Regions from separate parts of the Mus musculus genome. Here region 2 is linked to region 1. Evidence: chromatin loops called from intact Hi-C (ENCODE). Cell type or tissue: heart. All regions are shown on one strand. Each heading gives the region's core, and the rest is flanking DNA. Links, peaks and the distances in the headings are about the cores only. Region 1 has its middle 23 kb from the start of Trim8. Region 2 overlaps Sufu (SUFU negative regulator of hedgehog signaling).

Region 1 (10,971 bases), core at 1,517-9,516:
TAGCTTTGAAGGGTGGCAAACAGCTATAAAGCATCGGAAATGCCCCATCTCAGGCCACCAGATGTAGCTTTGGCCCTTGAGACTTGCTTTTCCTTACAAATATGCTTCAGGATGTTGTCTGGGGGGCTGGAAGCCTGCTTTGAAGTCCAGTTTTGGAATGCTGCACCAGGGGACTCTCTCTGACTTTGGAAGAGCTTGAGTTGTAATGCATTTTTGGTCTCTTACCACCAACTAAAGGAACTGTTCTAAACAGCCCCGACCCCCACCCATACCCCCACCCCCCGGCTCCAGCTCATAGGCAGAGCGACTTGCCCTGCTCTGATCGCTGTCTCTGTAAATGTCCGCATTTGCTTCCCAGCTAGAGACACCAGAGACAACTGTGGTTGTCACAGGCTTTTATCTTCCCTGTGAGCCCTGTTGAACCCTCCGGGGGCTCCGGGGATAAATGAATGGAGCCTGAAAACTGCAGTTTGAAAGCTCCCATTTGTAAAACCAGAATGCTTGTAAAGTCCCGTTTCCTTCTGCCGTGCCACCCCTGCCCCCTGTGGCCATGGCCAGAGAACAGAGTCTGAAGCTAGAAAGGGCATGCTCCGCCCCTGTGCCTCCCCCCCCATCCCAGTGAGCCCTGGTAAGACTTTTGCTCTGCGCACCATTGCTTCTGAATGTTCAGGGGGCGAGGGCCGAGGCCAGAGGGCAGGCAAAGTCCACAGTGTATACTCCAAGCAGTTGTGGGAAAAACCGAGCCCTGCTCTCACCCTCCCTGTGTGGCTCCTTTTGGCTGGATTCCCTTCGCCCAGTGCAATACACCCTTTCCCCTTCGCTCTCCCTTGGTTACTATGGAAACAAGGGTGTCATTGATGTGGGGCTGAGCTGGGGAACATGTCGGTGCACAGCTGAAAGTCAGCGATTATGCCGGTGGTTCGCTCTGCCCGGTAGAAAAGTCCACAGCCTGAGATGCTGCAGAAGGACAGTCTTACCGAAGCCCTCCCCCACACTTCCCTCCCTCCCTCTGTCCCCTGTCTCTGACGATTTCTTTATTCCCCTCCGGACTAAAGTGGTGGCTATTTTTATGCCAGTCCGTGCCCCACCCTCACTGTTGGCCGCTCCTTATCCGGCCTGGGCCTGGAGAGAGTGACACCATGTCACCCTCACCAGGCCCAGTGTCTCCATTCCCTTCCACAGTGCGCTTTGATTCCCCCCTCCCTCTCCTTTTCGGGATGCTTCTTCCTTTATTTTTAGCTCTGCTCTCCATGTGGTTTCGGGGTTCGGTGTGATCCATCGGAAGGTTCTTTTTTTTTTTTTTTTTTAGTCCCTTTTGAAAATGATAATCAAAGGAAGGGACGCGGTGTTTGGTCACGTGGAAAGCTCAATGTATAATTTAGACGTCTGTCAAAAAAACGCAACAAATAAAATGTAGCTGCAACGAAGGCGGTCTTGGAGTGGATTGTGATCTCTGCTGGAACTCCAAGAGGGCCTAAGCAGCTTTGCCCTTTTGGAGGTTAGGTTTCCTCAAGGGAGGGCTGTTTTCAGAAAAAAAACACCACCACCAGGTGATATGAAAACCACCACCACCGCCATTGCTGCAGCAGCAGCAGCCACCCGCCTCACCTTACCCCTAGCCCCATGCACCTCCTGCGTAACTAGGCAGCACTAAGCCCACTTTGCAGTGGAAGAAACAGAGAGGCCTTTGCCTCAGCTAAGGAATTTGCCAGCATCACAGCTCCTGTAAGGATTGGTGGAGCCAGAAACCTAGGTCCCCTGCTGTCTCTAAAGGAAAAAAAAAAAAAAAAAAAAAAAACAAAAAACAAAGAAACAGTACCACAGCCCACTTCAGTCCCAGCCCTCACCTCCTGCCTGTTCAGCAGCTGCCTCCCACAGCCCTCTGCACCAGTTGTCCCCTAGGCTAGCACTGCCTGCTCTTCCCGGACTCCCAGTCCCCAGGGCCTCAGGTCCTCTCATCACAAAAGCACAGTTGCACATCTCTTTCCTTCCTTTGCATAGGTTCAGCCCCATGGATGGCAAAAAGGAGGGAGCCGTCAAGAACATTAGGGCTGCCAGGGACACTTGCAGTCACCTACTGCCTACTACTGAGTCCTCTTGCTGGAAGCTGCCCAGAGAAAATGCTAGCCTTTGGAAGGGCAGCCTGGGCTACTTGAAACCCCATCTCAAAAACTCAGAAGTCTAATGGGGACACTCATGAAAGGTGACAGGCTTAGAGGGCTATGGTCTTGCTCACCCCTTCATCTACTCCTAGGGTCCCTCCTTACCCACAACAGAGGGTGAGCAACCGGCAGGAGAGGGAAGCCAGAGGCGAGGCGAGAGGAGAGAAAAGGCACAAGGTGTCCGATGTGTCACCGGACATTCAGTTCATCTTGAATTTCAAATAAAGACTAGTTTTTACTTCAGCTGTACTCCATACAATATTTGGGACTTTGTTATAATACTCAGGAAAACATTATTTATCTGAAATTAAAATTGAACTTCCATTCTGTTTTGGTTTTTTCTTTTGATAAACCTGATGTTCCTACCAAGGACTAAAAGAGGACTTGTGAAGAGCAGTGGGCTTGCATCCTCAGCCAGGCAGAGTGGCACAGGCCAGTAATCCCAGCACTCAGGGGCCATGTGCCCGTAATCCCAGCGCCCAGGGACTAACAGGCTCAAGACTAGCCTAGGTAACATAGTAAATTATTTCAAAACCAACACAAAATGTCCAGCTATGGTAGCACACGACTTCAATCCCAATATCTGAGAGGCAGAAGTAGGAAGATCTCTCTCTTGTGGGTGGGCTCAGGAGCAGCCTGGGTTATGTAGACAACAGGGAGAGGAGCTCAGAGTCCATGCCTGGAAACCTGAGTTCAGTCCCCAGAGCCCACACAAAGTTAGATGGAAAGAACCAACTCAGCGAGTAGTAGACACTTCTTCATGCCTCAGTCTCTTGTGTGTAAAATAGAGAACTAGGAGGATTCGAGAGTAGTTATGCTCGGTGTGTAATGTATGTGAAATCTCTGCAGCTATAACAAAAATAATCTGGCACTTTCCCAGACTCCCAAGGCGTCTGCCTCCACCTCCATTCCTAACCCTGTGTGGCTCTGTGACTCTCAAAGCAACATACAAGCAGTCTGCCTGCCTGCCGCCAGCCTTCCCGGAGGGGCTGGCAGACCCCCCTCTCTCTCTGAGGATCCCAGGGCCACCCCAACCACACCTCCTGCAATTAGATTTGTAAGTGGGAACAGGCTCTCATCAGAGACTCCTGATTGGCTCCAGGCAAAAACACAGTTTAGTGCTCAGTCAAGCTGCATTTTTAGGGCCCTCTGTGCCCCCCTCACCCCCCCCCCAATTGCAATCTGTTCTGTAATTTCTTTTTCCAACACTGCAGAATGCAGAGATGCTGCAGCCACCACCAGCAGGGCAGGGAGGAGGGAAAGGGCTTCTGTTCCCTGCAGAGCATCTGCTGGTCCAGCGCTTGGTGGATAGAGGTGTGTGTGTGTGTGTGTGTGTGTGTGTGTGCGTGCCTGCGTGCGTGCGTGCACACTCTGAGAACCAGTCACAGGCATGGACCTGTGGAAATACAGTCTGTAACCAGCAACCAGACCTCCACACATCAGGGGCAGCTGAGAAAAAAACAGTTAAGTCAGTATCCTTTTGCCCCAGAAACAACTTATTTATTAATCTTACTTAACCTTGGCAAGGACACTATTAACTGGAGATACTGAGTTACTTGTCCAAGATCTCACAAGAAGGAGACAGAGGAGTCAAGGCCGGCTCACTGGGCATGGTGGTGCATACCTTTAATCCCAGCATTCCAGAGGCAGAGAGAGGCTGGCAGATCTCCAATTTCAAGGCTAGCCTAGTCTACAAAGAGAGTTCTGAAACACTTACACAGCTACACACACAAAAAATATCACCACCACCATCATCATCGTAATATCGATAAAAGACAGGCTCACATTATGTTATTCTGGCTGGCCCAAACCCACTATGTAGACCAGAGTGGCCTCAGACTTACAGAGATCCTCCTGCCTCTACGCTGGCACTAACCCAGTTCCTTTTTGACTTCCAAAGCTGTGATCTTAGAAGCCCAGAAAGAAGGCTGGAGGGCTGGCTTGGTGTGTAAGAGCACTGGCTGTTCTTGCAAAGCACCCAGGTGCACACAGTGCACCGACATAGATACAGGCAAAACACCAATATGTGAAAAATAAAACAACAGCAATCTTTTAAAAAATTAAAAAATAAAAAAAGTTGTTTTGAAAGAAAGAACACAGGAATCCCCTTCACAAAGAACTACAGAGCAATTTCCTTCCTTAGTGTGAAGTGCGGTGTTCCAGGGACAAAAAGCCCTTGCTAAAGAAATTAAATATTAATGACAGAATTTTAGAGAGCAAATGGGGTGCAGGAGTGGGCAGAAGTCTTGGCTGGGGTACCTGAAGCTGGGGGGCTGGGGACCAAACAAACTGTTGCCTCTTCTAGTGATTGGCTGAGTGGATTCTGCTAAGTAGTCACCACAGCCACGTGCTTCCAACAAGGAGCGTGGAGCACCCAGGAAACGTGCTCCCAACAAGGAGTGAGTGTGGAGCACCCAGGAGCCGGAGCCCGCATGCAGCTTGGGCTCCTGCTGGCTCCTCGTTTGGAAGCCCTGGCTCTCCATCAGGACCATCAGTGGCTAGGAGCACCTGGAGGACAGGCCTCCAAGGCACAGTAAGGTGGGCCAGGGATGACCTCACTCGGCCTTTGGACCTTCCCCTAGCTGCTGCTCCCAAGGCCACCAGCACAGGGCGCCAAACAGGAACCAGCCCCACCCTTAAAAACAAAAGAAAGCAGCTGGGCTCAGCTGGGAGCGGGTTCTGGGCTAAGTCTGTTGCTTCCAGTCTGAACCAGAGATTGGCCAAGTTTGATCTAGGTCATTGGAGCAGCAGTCCTGACCGTCCACTCTGACTTCCCGAAGGGAGGGGAGGAAAAAGAGCGGCTTGCAGGACAGACACGCCCCCTCCACACACCCACAGCTTCTGCCTGCTGAGCAGTCTTGAAAACTAGAGCCCAAAGAGGCCTGTCATCTGTCTCCATTTTCCTCCTTCGGACCCACATTGGACAGACTTCACACACTGGCTAGCATATCCTGGCCTTTTCTTTCAGTCAGGTATCCATGTGTAGGGCACAAACTTCACATTCATCCTTAGGAATGGCTTATCTGTGTCACTAGCTCCTCCCCGCCTGCTTTCCCCATCCCATCTCCGTACACTCTTCAGAGCCCACCAGCCTCCCTCCCTGTCTTACTTGCACCAAAAGGTCAGAATCAGGGAAGAACAACAGTCCCCACATCAGCCCCCATACACAGAACGTGGCTGATCTGGGGCTTTCCAGTCCGATGGGCTGGGACTTCCCTTAAGCTCCCAGATGACAGAGCTAAAGCAGTTTCCCTGCCACAGATGGCTTTTTGGAAAAGAGGGGATCATCTTTGGTTGCCACCAGTAGCCCATCCTGAAGCCAGAAGACTGACTTAATCCAGCCCGACTCTTCCCCTCAATACACCGAGCCCCCGAGATAGATTTCATCCTGACTCGCTCTCGGCCTCTCTCCACCCTAAGACCTGCAAGAACTAGCAGGGCAGTGAGTTGGGCAGAGAGAGAGTGGGAGGGAGCAGGATTCATTCCGCGGCTGGGATATGCTGATCCAGGCAGGAGGCGGGGCCTGCACAGCTGCAGGCAGCCCCCCTGCCCTGAGCCCGTGAATGGGCATGCACCCTCCCGCCTGCCTGAACTGCTCCTGAAACAGTTGGTCCTAATGAACACTGCGCAGGCAGGGCAGCTGTGGGCATTATCCATATGCATGGGAGGTGTATATTTATCCTCACATCCCACTCCACTCTGCAGCTGCCGCCATCTCCTGTGCCAGGAGAGTGAGCGGGTACCAGGGCCCAGGCTGCTCTTCCCACCCCCACCCCACGTCCTAGCCTTCCCTGGCTAACCCACACCACAGCCTCCACTTGACCCATTTAGAGGCAGAAGTGCGTGTGTGTGTGTGTGTGTGTGTGTGTGTGCGCGCGCGTTTGTACGCACTCAAATGTGTGAGTGTATTTGAGAGCGAGTGTAAGACAGTGCGCACACATCCAGTTGGCGCTTTTGATTTCCTCTGAAGCCTCTTGATTGCAGGCACACAATGGCATCTTGCTGCCTGCCCTGCTCCCTCAGCAGCCTGGGGTTCTGTGCTGCCTCCTCCCTAGAGCTGAGATTTTTCTGCTGACTCTGGGCACAGGGTTGACAAACCAGGAAGAGAAGCCTGAACTAGGCTCCCACCCTTGACCCTGGTCCTTTCTAAGCCCCCATATCCACAGTGGCTTGTATTCCTTATCTCTCCCCACATTCTCTCCTGCTTCTGGCCCCTCCTCCCTGTGGAGGTCAGAGCTATTGTGCAAAAAGGCAGTCCCCTGCCTGAAACCTGCTTTCCAGGTTTCTAGGGCTCTCAAGCTCAAAACAAATCCTCCTCCTCCCCCTCCTCCTCCTCTTCCTTCACCCCCCTTCTTCCTTTTCTCTTCCTCTTCCTTTTCCCTTCCTCTTCCTCTTCCTCCTTCTCTTTTCAAACAGAGTCTCTATATAGCCACTGGATCACCACATGGACCCTACATTCTATTTATTATATGTAACTACACTGTAGCTGTCTTCAGACACTCCAGAAGAGTCAGATCTCCTTACGGATGGTTGTGAGCCACCATGTGGTTGCTGGGATTTGAACTCCTGACCTTCAGAAGAGCAGTCGGGTGCTCTTACCCACTGAGCCATCTCACCAGCCCGGACCCTACATTCTAAATGAGCTCTCCTCCTTGCCCTCCGCTAGAACTCCCACACCTGCTCCAAGAGTGAACGTCTCTCTCCTTTGTGCCTCTCTGTTTTATCTCTCCTTTGGGACATGATTAAGCGCCGCCTGCGTAGAAGCTGAGGGCTACCACTGCTTAGGTTAGGAACTTGGTTCTCCTGCCCTTATTCATTGAGCAAGTATCTCCGGAGCAGAAGCAAAACTCTTACAGTGGCCTCAAGTTCCCTCACTGTCTGGATGACCTCATCGTTCACTACCCTGTTCCTCCCTCACTCTTTCCAACCACATTCACCCCCTGACTCTTCCTGAAATGAACTTCTGCCGGAAAGCTGCGAGCTCATTTCTCCCGCCCGCCCTGCTTGCTATTGCTTCAAATAGCTCCGGATTTGACCCTCACATGCATACATTCTTGAAGTTTTCTTTCTTCCTTCCTTTCATTCTTTTTCTCTTTCCTTCCTTCTTTCTTTCTCTCTTCCTCTCTCTCTCTCTCTCTCTCTCTCTCTCTCTCTCTCTCTCTCTCTCTCTTTCTTTCTTTTTGACAGTGTTTTCTCTGCTTAGCCCTGACTGTCCTATCCTAGAACTTGCTCTGTAGACCAGGCTGGCCTCAAAATCAGAGGTCTGCCTGCCTCTTCCTCCCAAGTGCTGGCATTGAAAGTGTGTGCTACTATCACCCCAGTATTTTTGAAGTTTTCTGCTCAGTAGAGCCTACCTACCTAGCTCCCTGTATAAGAACCTACAGACCACCCCCCTCCTTCTCATAGCCCCACCCCCTAACTCACTTTCATTTTCCTTGGTGGTATTTGCTGCTAACCCATGATTACTTATTTACTGTTGTCATCTGCCTCTTCCTCATTAGATTATCAGCTCTAAGATGGGCAGAGGTCATGTTCAGTGGCATTCTAACACTGGAGTGATGCCCAAGACCAAAAGGATCTCAGTGGATATTTGCTGCCTGAATGAATGAATGAATGAATGGCACAGTGCTAGACTCTGAACCATCAAAGATGACTAATATTGCATGTTTTCACAGGGAGTCATATCCTAGCTGGAAATGTAAGCCCTAAAGTTTGTACCCTGACATTTAAGCCACAATTAGATTTTTTTTTTTTTTCAAGATAGGGTTTCTGTGTAGTTCTGGCTATCCTGGAACATACTCTGTAGCCCAGACTGGCCTCAAACTCACAGAGATCCTCCTGCCTCCTGAGTACTGGGACTAAAGGTGTGCACCACTACCACCGGCTTTTTCTTTGTCTTTTTCTTCTTTAACTTGTGTATAAGTATGAGCAGAGTCTCTGGCCTGGAGCTAGAGTCACAGAGACGATATGCTCTGAATCCTGGGGCCAGTTCTCTAGCCCTGTGAATCACAGTTAGACTGTGAAGGAAGGCAACAGCATGCACAGGAAATGAACCTTTGACCTACAAAGAAGGAAGGGTCTGAAGCCCAAAGCCACTGGGACCTGGGACCATGTGGACTGTTGGTAGACTGATCCTAAGTATATGGTTTAGTGGGTAAAACCTGGAGTGCCACAGCTGGCAGGGAGGGTTCACTGGTAGATCCCTATTAGGCTACAAGCTGTCCATTTGCATCCATGCCTCCTCCTGTATGATGCCCTGCAGCAGGGACGCATATGGACAGTGTTTGATACCAACATCCAACTGACAAACAGGACATCCATATGTCACATGACTCCCCGCCATTTTGTTCCCCTAGGTAGACCAGAAATCCACATGACTTTTTTTTTTTTTTTTTTTTGGTTTTTTGAGACAGGGTTTCTCTGTGTAGCCCTGGCTGTCCTGGAACTCACTCTGTAGACCAGGCTGGCCTTGAACTCAGAAATCTGCCTGCCTCTGCCTCCTGAGTGCTGGGATTAAAGGCATGCGCCACCACCGCCCGGTTTCCACATCACTCTTAACACAAGGCCCTTCACAAACTGTCCCCTTATTCTAGTTCTGACATGTGATGTGAGATGGTGCCTGTCACCCCTCACCTCCATTCTATAAACGACACATCATCCCACATACCACCCCTGTGTTACCTCAATGTAAATAATGAAAAGTAACTCGGGGCACAGAGCAGATGGGTTCCTTTTCAAGGAAGACCCAATTACTGAAGATCTAACTCGAGAAGTCATAAATAGCCGAGTTTGCTGCAGTTGAGAGAAATTAAGCACACAGCAATTAAAGAAAACTGGTCTCCTGTGGAGGGGATAGGCAAAGGCCCTCAGTGCAGAACTCTGAGGTAAGTCCACAGTCCACTGTATGGCCAGAAGCAGCCCTGGGCCTTCTTGGGTGGGTCCAGTCACCAGATGTGTATTTTCACTGTGGGAGAGATAGATGTCTTCCACATGGAAGACGGTTGCCAGCCATCTGCCAGGGTGAGTTCCTCAAGACTACTGGAACCCATCTTGCTGTGATCTTACAGTGTTTAGGATTCCGTGTGGTGGAATTCATCCTGCCCTGAAGGAGAAGGCTTTGGGGAGCAGGTGGAAAAGAGAGAGAAAAACATAAGGAAGATGTGAGTGCTGTCTGCTCTCTCTCAGGCCAGGCCTCTCTGGCTTGCTCTCCTCCCTTCTCACCTTTCAACCTCAACTGCCTCTACTCTACAGTACTTCCTGGTGTGTTCCCCATTGCCCCTTGCCTCCAAAAAAATTCTAGAACGACGGCTCTTTAAAGAGCCTGGATTCAAGGCCTTTACCTTGACATTTCTGTTCAGAGTAGAAGGCACAGGGGGCAGCTTACCCTCTTAACTTTAAGGAGCTGGCTCCAGCCCTGTGAGGTCATGGATACCTGTCCTGTCAGTATCTGGCAAGCTGTGGCAAGAGATACTGTGAGTTTATGGACAGCCTGGATTGTACATAGTGAGACCCTGTCTCTCAAAAGAGAAAGAGTTGGGCATAATGACATCCACCAGCAACCCTAGCACCAGAACCTGTTAGCAGAGGTTGGAAAACCTTCACCAATCTGATCCACATAGTGAATTCCAGGCCAGAGCCTCAGAGACTTTGTTTCAAACAAAACAAAAGCTGGGTATGGTGGGCCACTCCAGCAGGAGGAGCCCTGAATTTGAGCCTAGCCTGACCTACAGAGAGAGTTCCTGGGCAGCCAGATTTACACAGAGAAACCCTGCCTCAAAAATAAAATAAAATAAAATAAAATAAAATAAGAGTGAAATGGCATAAAAAAAGGAAAGAAAAGGGAAAGACTATTCCAAAGTCAGTGTCAGGATTTTAGGGTCTCTCCTCCTTAGCCTGGTGGCCCTCCTGTCTGTCTGTCTGTCTGTCTGTCTGTCTGTCTGTCTGAGGCAGGGTTTTTCTCTTCAGCTCTGGTTATCCTGGAACTCACTTTGCAGATCAGGGGCTGGCCTCGAACTGAACTCACAGATATGCTTGCCTCTGCCTCCCCTGCTGGGGCTAAAGGCCTGAGCCAGCACCCAGCCCCCTCCTTCTTTATTGTTTTGTCCTGTTTGGCTGACCCTGCTTGATCCTCATGTGCTGCAAGTTCCACCAGACCAGCTATGAAGGCAGGAGCACCATCCCAGGACTGTAACCAAGAGCCCCTGGGTATATGGAGTCTACCTCCTTGCACTTTGCATTCCTGGTAACCTTTACTGATAAAGGCGAGAGAGTCTCAACAGTTCTTTTCCTGCTAACCCTCCCCCCCCCCCCCCAGAATTTACTGGATGCAGAGGTCTGGTAGGGAATCTCCCACGTGCTAGGTACCCTCCTGAAGTTGCTAACCAATGGTTCCCACATAGGGAGAAGATGAAGGTGACTGAGATCCGGTTTGATGACTAGGCTCTGAGTGGGAGGGTGTGAACAGGGCTTGGGAGGACTTCAGAACTGAAGCTGAAAGGTCAGGGGTCTCTGTGTAGGGAAAATGCTGACGTTGCTCAAATGGCCCTTCCCATGGTGTCCTGGGCCCCTAGGTATCATTCAGAGTGAGGAGAGGTTTTGTGTTTTGTATTAAAAAAATCTGGGGTCTGGGGGAGTCAAATACCCTGGGACAAGGGGTGGAAGAGCCAACTGTCTCCAGCCCTTCTTGCCCTCAGTCCATCTTCTTCTTAGGCGTAGAGATGCTTCCGGCAGTTGCAGGGCCGACCCCCCCCCCCTGCCCTGCAGCTGTTCTCCAGCTGCCCAGCCCCACCCCAAAGACAGCTGGGAGAGG
Region 2 (10,971 bases), core at 928-8,927, 68 kb after region 1:
ACCTACTCAGCCTCAAGAACTCTCCAGCCTAGGGTCCTGCCTGTGTTCAGAGCACAGAGGGCAGGTATGTAGAATGGTTATACTTGATCTTTGCCAAAAGATCAAGGAGTGACTACCATGACAATTCAGAAGTGGACCTAATCCTCCTCTTTGTTGTTACCACCGTCTGTATAACACGATCTATATTTACCCTTCTCACTGTATAAGGTGACTTTCCACATAGCCTAGCACACCTTCCAGTGGAAAGACAAGCCTCCTGATTTGCAGTCCTAGGTGGTGTATGGCACATGCTCCAGTCACCCTGCCTTCACAGCAGACTGGCAGAACCTAATCTATAGTTCTCTCCCCTCTGGAAAGGTCTTACTTCTCCACACTCACTGAAGCAGCGCTCTCTGCCTCTATCCATGGCAACAGGGGTGGGAGGAAGAACCAAGCAGCTGAAATTCCTGCTAGCCACAGTCCTCATCCTGTGATACTCATGACGTCTACACTGGCCACATGACTTGAGACCTTCTCCTTGGGGACACCTGGAAGCAGGACACTGGGCTTGGTGACAAATCAGAAGTGAAGTACAGTGGCCTGGCAAAGCCCCAGTGCCACCTCTGGCTTTGGCTTTTTGCCTGGGAGATTATTCCCATTGCTTTCTGATTGCTGACAGAAGCTCTGAACTTTCCAGAGAAAGAGCCACTTGTAGGCCTCTCCTCAGGTCAGGCCTGGGAAAGGGTGTGAGGGAGAGGGAAGCACAGGGCCGTGTCTCACTGACAGTACTGATGAGGGGCAATGTTGCTTCACACAAACATCACACATGCACACACGTGCACCCACACGTACACACACACACACACACACACACACACACACACACATACACACACACCACACGAAGCTGAAAGGACAAAGGCAGGCGGAACAAGATCGTAACAGAGGTGCTGAGCTTCGGAAGATCCTCTGGCCACTCCATCTCACCTGGCTCCTCTGGCTTGGGGGTAAGGCCAGGACCCCTGTAGTCTCGGGTGAGAGCCCACTCTGCCCCAAGCTTTCCTTTCTCTGAGACACTGAGTCATTTCCTTTCTTCAGCTGTCACCTTTGAACCTTCCCTTTCCCTTCCCTGCAGAAATGACTCACTGCTGAAGTGTTGGGTGACACCGAAGATCAAGGATAGATGATAAAAATATTCCCGATTGTGCAACGTGGTGAAGGGGATGCAGTGTTTGCACCTAGACTCAAAGCGCCAGCCAGGAACCTTGAACGATGGCCACTGCTTGGTCTCTTTGCAGAAGTGGCGCAAAGACCAGAGTCAAAACATATGTTGAGCCACGTCAGCTTTGTCCTTTCAGACGTGGCTCTGAGCACGGCCATACAGACCTTTAGCACGACAGCTAGGTTCACAGTGAAGGAGCCAAAACAAAGCCCGTGTTCCAGGAGCAGTGGAGACGAGGCCCTGGCCTCTCCACTGTAGCCCTGAAGCAGGGTTCTCTCTGGGCTTTCCAGAGCAAGCGACTGTACTGTGCCAGTATCAGAACTGCGAGTGAAGCCACCGTGACAGAGAGGCTCCAGGCTGTCTGCTGCCCTAACACATAACCCCGACCGACAGCGGGGTCACATCCTAATCTGTCCTACGTACAAAGTGGCACCACAGCAACCAGCTGCCTTCCTAGGGGGAAACTCACCTCCTTCACCCAAACCCACTGGCAGAGTGGATGAAACCAGAGAGCTTCTTCTAATTACACTTCATGGACACCATAGGCTGAACAAAACAAACAGCTAAAGAACAACTCCCCGGCCGGCCGGCCAGGATGAGATGGGAGTGAGGGGCAGCAAAGTCACCCCATCCAAAGACGGGGGCAGAGGCCTGCACAGAGGTAAAGAGAGGAGCAGGTCTGTGTGTGTGGCTCTTACCTGCAACCCCACTATTCGGAAGGCCAAGGAAGGAGCACGGCCCTGAGTTTAGGCCAGCCTGTGCTATTGGCTACCTGTAAGTTCCCGACCAGTCTGGGCTACAGAGTAAGACTTCCATCTTAAACAGAAATAAATAAGTAAGAATAAATAAATAAATAATAAATAGAAAGAAGGAAGGGAGGGAGGGACGAGTGAGTGTGTGTGTGTGTTATGTGGAAATCTTACAGAGGTAATATCACAACAGGAGAATTCATTCTTCAGGAAATTAAGGGGTGGGGGGAGCATCCTGACACACTTCGGGTGCTATTTTAGACAAATAAGAGGCCTGGCTAAGCAGTGATACTAAGCTTGCTTGCTTTTGAAAGGCCTTCTGACTCCTCAAGAGCCTTCTCTCTAACGCACATGTACACACACATGATGCCTGCCCCTCTTTGGGAAGATGTAAGACCCAGAGTTGCTTATGGAACTCTCCTCTTCAGTGAGTCACTGGCTAAGTGAGGACAGGGACAGGATGCTAGAGGAGCAGCTTACAGAAACAGACCTTCCCCTGCACACACCTGACCACACAGGCTCGCCTGTCACCATGCCCATGGAGAGGCAGGAAAGCTAATATCAGCCTCTGGCTGACCAGGGACCTCAGACAGACAGGATGTCCCATGACTCCCACCCTGGATCCCAACAAGTGTTGGCAGGAACAGCTCTGGACCAGGCTGTCCTCATGTGGCACAAAGGGCTGCTTCCCAAACTCACCCGAGCAGGCAGTGGGAAGGGAGGCGCCAGCAAGCCGAAGGAGGCTTTTCTCAACTGATCATCTTGGGAAAAGGCAGATACAAATTTCATGGCTGGAATGCAAGGGTTGTGAAATGCTGAAGACGCCCCAAAGAGGGCCCAGGACTTGCCTTCCAGGAAGGCAGTGGGAAGAAGGCTGGCAACAGTGGATCGAGCAGAACAGGTTACCAGAGGGGCTGCCTTTCTGGGAAGCAGGAAATAGGGCTCCGGAAAGAAAGAAATCCCCTGGTCCTGAGGTGGGAGATGAGCCAGAGATAGGGTTTGTTTCTGAAGAAGAAAATGAGGCCTGTGTCTAAAAGTAATTCTATAAATGAGCCAGTTATGACACAGCTCATTATTTCTAGAATCATCGGGGCTAATGAGAGGTCTTTCTTACAGTGAAATAAGCCTGGCAATCTGCTAACATGGACCTAGCTTGTCCTCGGTGCCATGTGAGAGCTTGTCCCTATTCATGCTACAACCAGTTAGTTACCTGAGTTCCTCTGGTGAGATCATTATTATCTCAGAGGCACAGCCCGCATGGTCCTCACCTCACGGTCCCTGAGCACAGGGCAAGGAGGACCACACTTGTTGAGTGTGCCCTAAGCTACTTATCAGCTCCCTGGCCTCACCTTTTTCTTCTGTAAAAAGGAAAATACATAATAGCATCTACTTCTTACAGTGGCTTCGAGGATGAATTAAATTAATACTGGTATAAACTTTTGGCTGCTATGGATATATGAAATTAGCAAGTAGCCAATTCCCCAAGTAGGCCAGGACCCAGCGGCTGATGCTCAGCCAGATCAGCTGTTCTAAACCAATCCATCTCTGAGACCTTAGGTCAGATCCAGACCCACAAAGACCTATGCATCAGACTGCCTAGCCCAAAGTCCTGACGAAAGGAAAACTGGCCAGGCAGACCAAATAGGGCCCATGCTGTGACGGCAGCTTCCCAGGGGGAGAAGGGCAAACAGCGGTGCCAGCACATTTGGGACTGGCTTTCTCTGTCACCATCTTTATGGTGTGTCTGAAACGAGGTCAGGTCCCAGGGTGGGCAGCACAGATATTACAATGGTGCTTGCTAATCTCAACTGAGCTGACCGTTGTTGAGTTGGAGACAACAGAGAGCGAGACTCTGGGAGCTCTGAGAGCACGCTGGGGTGGTCCTAGCCGGGGAGTGAGGAGGAGAAACCACTGCTCAGCTGCTTGTTAAGTTGGCAAACAGGACCAAGAACCTCAGAGGGAGACATTGTCACCCCTCCGGATGTCAGATTTCAGCTCCTTGGGGACCTTGAGCTGCAGGGAGAGCAGATGACTCCAGACCTATTCTCACTCATGTCTTTATACCAGCCAATGCAGAGCAAAGAGTGGGGACAAAGGGGACAGTCTTCTGCCAAGTGCCCAGCCCACCACTTCCTTACTGCCCAGTTGTGGTGTCTACAGGAACTGAGAGTCCAGCCTGTGCCCCATGCAGTGTCTAGGGACACAATAGTCAGACACATAAACAAGACAGAGAATGAGATATCAGGCATGTCTCAGGTCAAAGAAGGCCAACAAGGGGCTCCCCGAAAGCTCTCTGTCAGAAGCCCTGGCCTTCTTTGAGAGGTGGGAGGGCCATTTGGAAGGTGACTGGCTCCACATTCCATGAGAACTACTGGAGGCTACAAGCCCATTACTGGCCTACCACCAGTGCCAAGGAAGTCGGTATAAGAATTCATACTTGGGGCCTAGGGAGGAGCACAGCTCTGGGTCAGGGTCCAGGCTGCAGGTGGAAAGCTTCCAGATGCCCCATGACACAGCTTGGCTATCTGCTACTGCCAGAGCAAAATCCAAGCAACTTAAGAAAGTCATTGGCTGCAGCTAAAGGCGCTGGGTAGCACTGGAGGCCTCCCCACGCTGTTAGAGAGCTCAGGTTTTCCTGCCTCTGGATGGCAGGTACACCAGGCAAACAACAGTGGCCGGAAGCAAGCCCAGAGTAACCCTGTGGGTACCCTAAGCAGCTCCCAGGGCGCATCCTCAATGCTGACCAGCCAGGCCTCTGCTCCCAAGTCCCTGTAGCAGCTTCCCACGCTAGCTGCAGGCCTCGCCACACAGTCCGGGTCCTCTCTCTCCACACATGCTGCCTATTCCACATACTGTGTTTGCCATCGTGCGCTGCATCACTGATCTTTCCAGGATCATGAATCAGCAACCGCAGCCTGATTCCAAACCCATGGTCATTTTTCAACAAACTGTATATGCAGTCAGATTGCACATACCATGACTGGTTTATTGTTTCCCCCAAAGGAAGGCCCTGTGCATCCCAAATGGCCCCAGGGCTTGAGGTTGCCACACAGACTTCGTAGAGGGTAGGTGGATCACCCTAGTCTTGTAGGATTAGTCCAACTCCTTTTCCACCCTAGCCCGAGCAATTTCCACCCAGGCAGGCGAGGTCCCAGCTCTGAGTGGCCAGCACCCTAGGCCATTATACTGTGCAAGAAGGGAGTTCCCAGCCCACCACTTCCCTTCTAACAAAGGAGGAGGTGGGAGGAGGACAGGTCTGACCTCCGGGGTTGGCTGGTTTCTCCTAAGGACTACAGGACCCTTAGACAGGCAGCAGAGGCCTGCAAAGGACTTGCCTTCCCCTCTCTGGGCCCCAGGAAAGGCAGGCAGGAAGAAGGGCCTCAGCAGCAGGCATGCAACTCAGGGCTAGCCAGACAAGGAGGTCCCTGGGGTTGTAGCTATCAGCCAGAGCCCAGGCTCCAGGAAGGAAGGAAGGGCAACTCTGACCCAGAGTGAGATAAGGAGGGGACTGGCTTAGCACAATGGGCTCCCACAAGGCTCACAGGCCCTCAGTCAGATTTCTGTCCCAACCTGGACTCTCTTCTGTTCACACAGCCCATGTAAATATTTACTGCTGTTTGTACTCATGGTCTGCAGAGTCCCCTTTGAGGTCCTTTGCTACAGTCCACAGATCCGTGTGCCCTGCCTGGATCAGGGCTGCCTTTAAACCTACAGACTCGGGGTCCATTCAACAAGAACCATGTACACTCTTCCCCTCATGCAATCCTCAGGGATGGCCCCTCGAGAAAAACACCGTCCTTTTGTCCTAGCCCCAGAACACAGACACTTACGGAGCCCTGTCGTGGGTGAGGCCGTTCTGTCGCTGAGAATTGATTGGTGGAAGGACAGGTTTGCTGTTAATCTCCAGTCCCCGCCTCAGGGTCTCCCGGATCTGCTCTGTGTCTGCAATGAAATCACAAAGTTGCCGGAAGGCCCTCTGGGCTCCCAGCCTGAGAGAGCCTAGAACAGTGGTGGCAGCACTGGTGAGAGGCAGGGCATGGTCACACGTCAGCAGGCCCAGCACTCACTCAGCAGTGGCGGCTGAAATACGAGTTCAACAAGCTTGAGATCAGCTTGGGTGGGCTACACACAATAAAGGAAGAAAGGAGAAAAGGAGAGATGGATGGGCCGGCAGTACTAGTGGAGAAGGCACGACCAGCAACTTTGCGGTGTGACTTGGTACTGTACAGTGAATCATTTTACAATAATTAAAAAACAAACAATGCTGGGCATGGTGGTACATGTGTGTAATCCCAGCACATGAGCGTGTGAGGCAGGAAATGAGAAGCCAGCTTACGCTGCAGAGAGCAAGAGAGCCTGTCTGCGAGGTAAACAAGAAGTAAAAGAGCAGCGATGACTGCAGCTATAGACATGACTGCCAGCCTCTCTACGGCATTCCTCTGTCAGAAGCAACTGGACGTGAGCCCCTGACACAGGAAAAGAAAAGGGCTCAGATGTTTGCACTAGAAGTTGAAGTTGCGGAGGAGGAGGAGGAGGCAGCTCAGGAATTCAAGGTCATCCTTAGCTTCACAGAAAGTTAGAGGTCAGCCTAGGCTACATGAGACCCTGTCTCCAAAGTAAACCAAGTCAGGTATTTTATTCAAGGCCAAAGGCATTTTATTCTTTGATAAATGAAAAAGAAGAACTGAGAAAGGAAGGAGACAGAAAGCCTTAAACATACATGTATATAAATGGCCACTTTTCCTTTGGCATTAGCCAGGGACAGCCTTAGCAAAACAAAACTAAACAAAACAAAAAAAACCCCACAAGTCCTTCTGGAGCCAAGAGCAGCATGGGAGCATCCAACAGGACGCCACATCCTCCTCCTCCTCCGAGAGCTTACCCAGAAGGCAGAGGCAGAGGGAGCTAACTTGCCACAGACTCTGGGACTGCAGAGGAGGCCAGTGTCGGGCTTCACACTCGCTCCCTCTCATTAAAAGCCCAGGAAGGTTCAAGGAGAGAGGTTCTCAGGCTTGGCATGGCCTTCAGGCCAGAGCTGGGGTCTGTGTCAGTTCTGTGGTGGTGAACATACGCTGTAGTGTCTTTGGGTGGACTGTGTACATTTTCTGTTAACTATTCCATGGTTCATACTCACATACATGAGGTCAGATTCCAAGGGGCAGAGTGTACACACAGAGTATACTAGTGTGTTTGAAATGCACACAGGAAATAGCTACAAACAGGCCAATAATGCTCATATATAGTTCACCCACATTGGAAAAATTCATTTGTCAGAAAATAATCAGAGTGGGCTGCTATTTAGTTAGAGACTTGTCCTGGGGAACCTGGAAGGAAGGGAGCAAGGCAAGGGAAGGTCTCAACCTTTGCCAGACAGCCTCCGAGGCTGTGTGCCGAGGCAGATGCTCCGGCTATCCTCTTCATCCTCCGGAGGCCGGCTGAGGTCATCCCAGGCACACTTGGCACTGACGCCGCTCAGGTTAGAACCGTCTGTCTCAATGCCTTTGTCAACTCTCTCCTGCTTGAAAAGAACCAAAGAGTCAGAGTGCCTTCAGTGAACTCATGTGCCCCAAGGTTACTGACCCTGGCCCAGCCACTCCACTTCCAGTATTAGCCCTTGTAGGTGCTGAGCATGGACAGCTGCTATGAGATCAGGGTCTCATTGACCTTGTTCTGTTACAAGCATAACGGCCCCTGCCAGCCCCTGGACTCCTCTGGGAACAGGGTTAGGGGAGGCAGCAGGAATGAGCCTTGGACACTTCCTTCCCACCAACATCCAGCACAAAGGCCTTTGTGCATCTTTCAGCCCCGACAGCTGTGGCCCTCAGAGCTGATGGAGGAGACAAGACCTATTTCTCTAAGGAAAGGTGGAAGGCTTCCCCTCTTCCTGATCCTCCAACAATGATCATACATACCCCACCTCACCCCCTACAGGAGTTAGGGTAGAAGCCCGCCCTGACTTGGGAACCCATACCTGCAGTTCTTCATTATAACAGCTAGAGGGGGCCATCGCCCCAGAGCAGAAGTGCTCCCTGTGCCTCTATGCCAGCTAACTTTGGCAGAGGGCTCTGGATGGGGTTCGTTTCCATTTCCTAGGCTGCAATCGGGGTCTGAAGGGCAGTGACGGGTGCACACTTCCCCAGAGGCCTTGCCTTTGTGTAGACATTGGCACGCTTCAGTCTAAACTTTCTCCAAATGGCCTCAAGGAAGAGTTGTACTCAAAACATCGCTGGATTTTCTGGTAAAACTTAATTCTGTGGTGCTGGGCTTTGGCTCAAAGGTCATCTGGAAGACGCTAGCAACCTTGTCCATAAACAGCCATACAGGCCAAATAAGCCTCCTGTGAAAAACTCCTCAGAGCCCCCATGTCCCTGTGCCAGTCTGTCCCTCTCCAGGGCTCCTAGACAAGGGCATTGTTCTATGCCTTGGTCACAGATGGTCTCCTATCCATAAGCCACCCGTTCTTCTCTCTTCTGCTGCTTTTGCTGCCTGGATGAGGCAGGCAGGCAGCAGGCAGGACACAGCTCTAGCTGTTTCCGGCAGAGCAGAGGAGAGGGGCTGGAGCTGCTTGGGGAGAACCTGAGTTTTCTTGCCAGCAGCTGCCCTGAGACCCTCAGGGGAAGGGTCTGCTTGCTCTACTAATTCAGGGGACCAAGTTTTTTTCTGAGTATAGGAGATAAACAAGAGCCTACAGAGCCCCATGCTGTGTCCCAGCATGGCTGCAGAACAAGGCTTAGGGGATGAAGCCTCCATGGTTCTTACATAAGCAGAAGCCACACAGAAAGCAGGTTCGAAGCAGAGATACCCCTGGCATCATCGAGACCATTTCAGGGTTAAAGGTACCCAGAAAGTGGAGGAGCCTCATGTGTAAAGGAAGAGGCTGTGTGCCCCAGAACTCACAGGTTGGTAGCAAAGACCCCATAGGTCTGCAAACTACACGCCACTGTACAATTTGAAGTGCCTAGTCGCTGCCATGGCCTGCCTTACAGGCCCATGGGAGCCTTACAGAAACATGTCAAGTTCAGAGATGTCCATGGCCTGCCTCTGCTGCGAGGTGAGCAGAAGGAGCTGGGCTCTGGTGCTTCTACCCCTGCATGGTGTGCAAGAAATGCAGCAATGCTCCGGGGCTTCCAGAATGCAGCTGTGTGCCAAGCAACCATCTATTCTAAACCACAAAGTGACACTGACACTGTCCCAAGCAGTCACAGTAGTGTCAGCTGCAGACTGGCAGGGTCTAACGACTCTTCCACACATCAGAGAGTGCCAACCTACCTGGGCAGGGCTGGGGAGTGAGTTAGGAAGAATGACAGGATCATTAGACCAATCAGCATCCTGCAATGGGCTGTGGGGTCAGCATAGCCTGTGCTGCTGTCTGATACAGGGGAGGGCAGCTCCCTGAAAATGTGGTAAAATGGAGGAGTAGGGAAAGAAGCAATATTCCTTATGATTACCTTTCTTTGTTGGTGGTGATCTAACTTTAAGTTGATATGTAACTTACATATAATAAAGTCCATTCTTTTTAAATGCACACATATATGTGTCAGGCTTGCTTTTCTGGGCTGAAATCTCTGTTTTCCTATGTGAGCTGTAGAATTCAGGCGACAGACCATGCCTTATCCTACTGGCTCACACACAGAGCTCCTCCGCTCTGTCAGGATGAAAGCCAGTGGTATTTGGAAGAGTGTGCTAGCAAGGTTTTCCTCACTCAAGACATACTTGCAGGTGCGGATCGATCTCAAATATGGTTTCTCCCCGCCGCATGTCAGTTATCAGCCAGGGACCGCCAGCACTGTGGACAAGGAGAGACGGTGGTAACTGGGGGCCTGCATTGATCGGCAGACATAGCCTTTGCTGTCCCAGGCCCAGATCATAAAGGGAAATGTTAGTGGTCGGGGACCACAGAGAACTGAGTGCCCCAAACAGCAAAGCAAGAACTCTACAGGTGGGATGGAGGGAGGACAGCCACCCTGAAGACCCAGGGTCCAGGCCTCCACCTTATGGGGACATGTACTCACATGGGCACTGTCCGTAGTAGTTCCAGGATGCCCTGCCCGTTCCACTGTTGGGCTGAATGTAACTCCTCAGTGCAGACACCAACAATCTGTGGCCCAGGATAAGAAGCCACTGTGGTTTAATGTCCATCCCTCCAACTATCTGTGCTTTTTCAGGGGTGTCTTAAGTAGGGGACACATAGGTAGGGTCTGTTTCAAGGCTGGTGTCCCCAAAATGTAATGGCTCCCTTAGGAGGTGCTTGCCTAGCTAAGGGGTTCCTGAGTGCACAGACAGGCACAGAGCCTACCTAGCTCTTGGCTACAGAAGAAACAACAGGCAGATTATGCCTTAAGTCAGGGGAAGTCGTCCCTAAGGCCAGGGGTGGTCAGGTAGCTGTTCCCACAATAGCGACACTTTTGTGTAAATCTTGAGGACACCAGCTTAACCTTCTTCACCTTGACCTCGTTAGAACTGCAAGCATGAGCTGCAGCTGGGGAGAGTCGCCCACTGGGGAAATAGGACTTAAGCCTGGAGCTGGCTTTCAGCTGGGAAGTCTGTCCTGCCTCTGGCCCTGCAGTGTGAAATCAGATAGCCCACCACAGGGAAAAGAAGACCAAGGGGAGTCTCCTGCCCTTTATTCTCCCCCTCCACGTTCCCCTCTGTTCTGGACTTTTCCCACAAGGATAAACTGTCTGAGACCTCTGATGGCACCTCACCTGGAGGAAAGTCACTACCCCAAAGGGTGTCCGCACAGGCTGCATCTGTGGGTCCTCCGTCAGCAGCATGTGCTGAATTCTTGACTCACTGTTATCCAAAGGGCTGTGCCAAGACACATGGTCCCCGCTACAGAAGGTGTTCTCTGTGGAGAGACAGACAGGAGGACCCTCAGCATTTGGATCCAGGCCTGGAGACTGCCCTGAGACCTCAAAGCCCAGGTTGGAAGGCTCCTCACTCCCCAGGCCTCCTAGAGCAGCCGGATGCACCCACTCCCAATACAAGCAAAGAACTACAGCTACTCCCCAAACACCAAAT

Evidence for each region. Hi-C counts contacts between places; a loop is a spot of excess contacts. Peaks named below come from ENCODE experiments on the same cell type or tissue, not always from the same donor. Only the 100,000 strongest peaks of a DNase experiment are listed, where the experiment ranks them.
Region 2: it touches region 1 in a loop (3-fold over the local background); 2 of 42 quality-filtered maps call a loop at or near these places.

The regions. Positions count from the first base shown.
Region 1 is chr19:46,518,716-46,529,686 of GRCm38, reverse strand. No RefSeq gene overlaps it. Among named protein-coding and RNA genes, the nearest start is that of Trim8, 23 kb to the right of the region's middle. In heart, for the core only: a CTCF peak has its summit at 4,760; DNase peaks (open chromatin) are centred at 4,916, 5,346, 5,666, 6,996 and 1 weaker place; H3K4me3 peaks cover 2,576 bases; H3K27ac peaks cover 6,644 bases.
Region 2 is chr19:46,449,656-46,460,626 of GRCm38, reverse strand. It overlaps Sufu (SUFU negative regulator of hedgehog signaling), which reads right to left. Exons shown (of 12, transcript NM_001025391.2): 4 at 10,656-10,798; 5 at 9,963-10,048; 6 at 9,664-9,736; 7 at 7,312-7,465; 8 at 5,781-5,892. Among named protein-coding and RNA genes, the nearest start is that of Trim8, 47 kb to the left of the region's middle. In heart, for the core only: a CTCF peak has its summit at 7,940; DNase peaks (open chromatin) are centred at 1,515, 2,546, 5,366, 8,006 and 2 weaker places; H3K4me3 peaks cover 2,339 bases; H3K27ac peaks cover 7,588 bases.